Linked DNA regions of Homo sapiens: region 1 is linked to region 2. The links are chromatin loops, found by intact Hi-C in ENCODE. Cell type or tissue: PC-3. All regions are shown on one strand. Each heading gives the region's core, and the rest is flanking DNA. Links, peaks and the distances in the headings are about the cores only. Region 1 overlaps LINC02661 (long intergenic non-protein coding RNA 2661). Region 2 has its middle 110 kb from the start of LINC02661.

The links. Hi-C counts contacts between places; a loop is a spot of excess contacts. Peaks named below come from ENCODE experiments on the same cell type or tissue, not always from the same donor. Only the 100,000 strongest peaks of a DNase experiment are listed, where the experiment ranks them.
Region 1: it touches region 2 in a loop (2.8-fold over the local background); 1 of 110 quality-filtered maps calls a loop at or near these places.

Annotation. Positions count from the first base shown.
Region 1 is chr10:108,723,769-108,726,570 of GRCh38, reverse strand. The region is part of intron 2 of LINC02661 (long intergenic non-protein coding RNA 2661); the gene reads right to left. Among named protein-coding and RNA genes, the nearest start is that of LINC02661, 17 kb to the right of the region's middle. In PC-3, for the core only: no CTCF peak of the experiment used is centred there; no DNase peak of the experiment used is centred there.
Region 2 is chr10:108,597,485-108,600,286 of GRCh38, reverse strand. No RefSeq gene overlaps it. Among named protein-coding and RNA genes, the nearest start is that of LINC02661, 110 kb to the left of the region's middle. RefSeq lists enhancers at 586-1,785, 1,369-1,907, 1,908-2,447. In PC-3, for the core only: no CTCF peak of the experiment used is centred there; DNase peaks (open chromatin) are centred at 1,226 and 2,126; H3K4me3 peaks cover 2,455 bases; H3K27ac peaks cover 2,500 bases.

The DNA.
Region 1 (2,802 bases), core at 222-2,721, 130 kb before region 2:
TTGGCTTAGGATTGACTTGGCAATGTGGGCTCTTTTTGGTTCCATATGAACTTTAAAGTAGTTTTTTCCAATTCTGTGAAGAAAGTCAATGGTAGCTTGATGGGGATGGCATTGAATCTATAAATTACCTTGGGTAGTATGGCCATTTTCATGATATTGATTCTTCCTACCCATGAGCATGGAATGTTCTTCCATTTGTTTGTATCCTCTTTTATTTCATTGAGCAGTGGTTTGTAGTTCTCCTTGAAGAGGTCCTTCACATCCCTTGTAAGTTGGATTCCTAGGTATTTTATTCTCTTTGAAGCAATTGTGAATGGGAGTTCACTCATGATTTGGCTCTCTGTTTGTCTGTTGTTGGTGTATAAGAATGCTTGTGATTTTTGTACATTGATTTTGTATCCTGAGACTTTGCTGAAGTTGCTTATCAGCTTGAGAAGATTTTGGGCTGAGACAATGGAGTTTTCTAGATATACAATCACATCGTCTGCAAACAGGGACAATTTGACTTCTTTTCCTAATTGAATACCCTTTATTTCCTTCTCTTCCCTGATTGCCCTGGCCAGAACTTCCAACACTATGTTGAATAGGAGTGGTGAGAGAGGGCATTCCTCTCTTGTGCCCGTTTTCAAAGGGAATGCTTCCAGTTTTTGCCCATTCAGTATGATACTGGCTGTGGGTTTGTCATAGATAGCTCTTATTATTTTGAGATACGTCCCATCAATACCTAACTTATTGAGAGTTTTTAGCATGAAGTGTTGTTGAATTTTGTCAAAGGCCCTTTCTGCATCTACTGAGATAATCATGTGGTTTTTGTCTTTGGTTCTGTTTATGTGTTGGATTAATTTATTGATTTGCATATGTTGAACCAGCCTTGCATGCCGGGGATGAAGCCCACTTGATCATGGTGGATAGGCTTTTTGATGTGCTGCTGGATTCGGTTTGCCAGTATTTTATTGAGGATTTTTGCATCGATGTTTATCAAGAATATTGGTCTAAAATTCTCGTTTTTTGTTGTGTCTCTGCCCAGGTTTGGTATCAGGATGATGCTGGCCTCATAAAATGAGTTAGGGAGGGTTCCCTCTTCTTCTATTGATTGGAATAGTTTCAGAAGGAATGGTACCGGCTCCTCCTTGTACCTCTGGTAGAATTCGGCTGTGAATCCATCTGGTCCTGGACTTTTTTTGGTTGGTAAGCTATTGATAATTGCCACAATTTCAGAGCCTGTTATTGGTCTATTCAGAGATTCACCTTCTTCCTGGTTTAGTCTTGGGAGGATGTATGTGTCGAGGAATTTATCCATTTCTTCTAGATTTTCTAGTTTATTTGCATAGAGTTGTTTACAGTATTCTCTGATGGTAGTTTGTATTTCTGTGGGATCGGTGGTGATATCCCCTTTATCATTTTTTATTATGTCTATTTGATTCTTCTCTCTTTTCTTCTTTGTTAGTCTCGCTAGCGGTCTATCAATTTTGTTGATCTTTTCAAAAAACCAGCTCCTGGATTCATTAATTTTTTGAAGGGTTTTTTGTGTCTCTATTTCCTTCAGTTCTGCTCTGATTTTAGTTATTTCTTGCCTTCTGCTAGGTTTTGAATGTGTTTGCTCTTGCTTTTCTAGTTCTTTTAATTGTGATGTTAGGGTGTCAGTTTTAGATCTTTCCTGCTTTCTCTTGTGGGCATTTAGTGCTATAAATTTCCCTCTACACACTCCTTCGAATGTGTCCCAGAGATTCTGGTATGTTGTGTCTTTGTTCTTGTCGGTTTCAAAAAACAGATATAGACTAACGGAACAGAACAGAGCCCTCAGAAATAATGCCACATATCTATAACCATCTGATCTTTGACAAACCTGAGAAAAACCAGCAATGGGGAAAGGATTCCCTATTTAATAAATGGTGCTGGGAAAACTGGCTAGCCATATGTAGAAAGCTGAAACTGGATCCCTTCCTTATACCTTATACAAAAATGAATTCAATATGGAATAAAGACTTACATGTTAGACCTAAAACCATAAAAACCCTAGAAGAAATCCTAGACAATACCATTCAGGACATTGGCATGGGCAAGGACTTCATGTTTACAACACCAAAAGCAATGGCAACAAAAGCCAAAATTGACAAATGGGATCTAATTAAACTAAAGAGCTTCTGCACAGCAAAAGAAAAGAAACTACCATCAGAGTGAACAGGCAGCCTACAGATTGGGAGAAAATTTTTGCAACCTACTCATCTGACAAAGGGCTAATATCCAGAATCTACAATGAACTCATACAAATTTACAAGGAGAAAACAAACAACCCCATCAAAAAGTGGGTGAAGGATATGAACAGACACTTCTCAAAAGAAGACATTTATGCAGCCAAAAAACACATGAGAAAATGCTCATCATCACTGGCCATCAGAGAAATGCAAATCAGATCCACAATGAGATACCATCTCACACCTTTTAGAATGGCAATCATTAAAAAGTCAGGAAACAACAGGTGCTGGAGAGGATGTGGAGAAATAGGAGCACTTTTACACTGTTGGTGGGACTGTAAACTAGTTCAACCATTGTGGAAGTCAGTGTGGCGATTCCTCAGGGATCTAGAACTAGAAATACCATTTGACCCAGCCATCCCATTACTGGGTGTATACCCAAAGGATTATAAATCATGCTGCTACAAAGACACATGCACACGTATGTTTATAGTGGCACTATTCAGAATAGCAAAGACTTGGAACCAACGCAAATGTCCAACAATGATAGACTGGATTAAGAAAATGTGGCACATATACACCATGGAATACTACGTAGCCATAAAAA
Region 2 (2,802 bases), core at 282-2,781:
GCAGCATCAGTCTTCAGCCACTAAGCCGAGAAGATCTGGGAAGGAGTCAGTCAGAGAGCCTTGGGCCAGGGTTCCAGGGGCTCTGGGAGTGGCTGCCAGGTGAGTTGGACAGTCCGATTTCCAGTGGGGTCCTGCACAGACGGGACTCGGCTTAGGAGGAATCCCAGGCTGCGGACATTCCTTGGTCCAGTGGCCAGATTTCAGGCACTTGAAGCAAGATGCTGGGAGAGGAAGTCCAGAAGGAATGCCTGACCGCTGTGGCTTAGGCATTTTGAAGTTCTTGTGTGCTGGAGATGTGGCTGGGGTTTCTCTCACAGCAGAGGCAAATAATTGAGACTCCTCTCTATTATTGTACACCTTGAAGGCGAGGTTAAGTCCTGTTGTGGGGTTTCCGGGCTGGAATCTAATTTTTGGAGCTTTATTTAATGTCGGGAGCAGATTGAGTAATAAAATGCATATTGAGAATAAGATGGCTTTCTTACCTTTCAGGGTCTAGGGTTGTAAAGTTTCTCAGGGTTGCTGCCAAATGAGCCATGAACTGGGCTGGGTTTTTATATTTGATAAAAAAGAGCCTAAACACTAACTCATTTGGGAGAGGTCGGATAAAGAAAAAGGAGCGTTAAACTTGACTATGCCTTTAGCTCCAGCCACCTCTTCAAGAGGAAATTGTTAGGCAGCTGGGGGAGGGCTAATCGCGAAATGAAACTGTAAGCCGGACGGAAGACCCGAGGTTGTAGGTGGATCTTTCTCACGGAGCAAAGAACAGGAGGACAGGGGATTGATCTCCCAAGGGAGGTCCCTCAATCTGAGTCACGGCACCGAATGTCACATGGGTCCATGTGAAGAGACCACCAAACCGGCTTTGTGTGAGCAACAAGGCTGTTTATTTCACCTGGGTGCAGGCAGCTGAGTCTGAAAAGAGAGTCAGCAAAGGGGAATGGGATTATCATTAGTTCTTATAGGTTTGGAATAGGTGTACAAAGTACATTTTCAAGGGCGGGGAGAATGTTACAAAGTACCTTCTTAAGGGTGGGGGAGAATATTACAAAGTACCTTCTTAAGGATGGGGGATAATATATCCTATCAGTTAGGGTGGGGCAGGAACAAATCACAATGGTGGAATGTCATCAGTTAAGGCTATTTTTACTTCTTTTGTGGATCTTCAGTTGCTTCAGGCTATCTGGACTTGCAGGTCACAGGAGATATGATGACTTAGCTTGGGGTCAGAGGCCTGACAGCAAACATTTGTGGAATGTTTACTTAGTCTCAAACAGAGTGTACATGTTTTTTAGATATCATCTCATTAACTCCAGGGGAATAGGTGATTTTATTATCCCACTTTTATAGGTAAGGAAGTGGAAGATTAGGGAGACTGAGTGGTGAGCTCCACTTTTCAAACCAGACTGTCAGGATCCAGAGCACCTGCTCTTGCTGCCTGTGGGCTCTGCTTTCTTTATAAGCATGTCCTTAATAAGATAAAAGATAGCTTTTAGTATAATGTAAGGGGACAGCTCGTGCAAATGCAGAGAGATGCAGAGAAAGTACACCTATGTGGGAGTCTGTCCCACAGACCCTGACCCAAGAGTGGATGAATAACGTACACTTACACAGATATTATGCCTGTCAGTCTGGCTGAGCATCCAGGCCACTTACAGATTCCAAGGACAGTGCTGTAAAGCTTAGCAGCCATGGCCTTGACTCCCTGGCCCTGCTGGCATTTATTCAGCACACATTAAATGACAAAAGGTCTCAAGTAAACACCACTAGAAGGTAATTACCATTGCCAACACCCCTGAGTAGAAAGCAATCATGTACCTGCAGATGGTCAAAAGTTAGTCTTAGGACCATATGAGTAAACAAGCTAGTTAGATAGACTCCTCTACATTCCTATGTTAATTACCCTTGTTATAGCTCAAAGAGGATTAAGCTGCCTTCAGCCATAACTCTATCCTGAGGCTTTTGCAAAAACCTTCCAGCCTTCCAAGAAGGTTTTTGTTTAGTTTGCAATTTCTCCCACCATCCTGACTGAACCCCTACACACCTGTGTAATAACAAAGGCACTGGAATGACAGGAAGGGGCCAGACGATGCACAACATCAAATGGAATCCTGATTATGTCCAGAATGCAGTGGAGGGCACAGAGGGTTTAGAGCAGTGGTGTGGCATTGTCAGACATGCTTGAAAAGCTGACTGTGGCAGTCATGTGAATACATGAGTGTAGGCCAATGAGACAAGTGACTGGGAGACAAAATGGAATTACGTAAAATCAGATAAGAAATAAAGAGGCATGAAAAATGCAGGAGTAGTAAAATGCAGAGGTCAGGCAACAAATAAAGGACCACTTAGAATGTAGTCTTCACATTATTCTCAGTGAAGTAACTCAGGAATGGAAAACCAAATACATATGTTCTCACTTATAAGTGGGAGCTAAGCTATGGGTACACAAAGGGATACAGAGTGATATAATAGACTGGAGATTCAGAAGGTACAGGGTAGGGGGTTGAGGGATACATATTGGGTGTAGCTTACAATTCTCAGGTGACAGGTGCACTAAAATGTCAGACTTCACCACTATGCAATTCATTCATGTAACCAAAAACCACATACTCCAAAGGCATTGAAATAAAAAAAATATGTATTTTACAAAAACAGAATCTAGGTTTTATAGAACTTCTTGACTGACTGGGTGCAGAGGGTAATTCTGAGGTGGTTTCTTTCTAGATTTCTGGAGTGGCCAACTGGATAGTGATTGTAATATTTCTTGAGATAGGGAATACAAGTAGAGGAGAAGCAGGTTTGTTA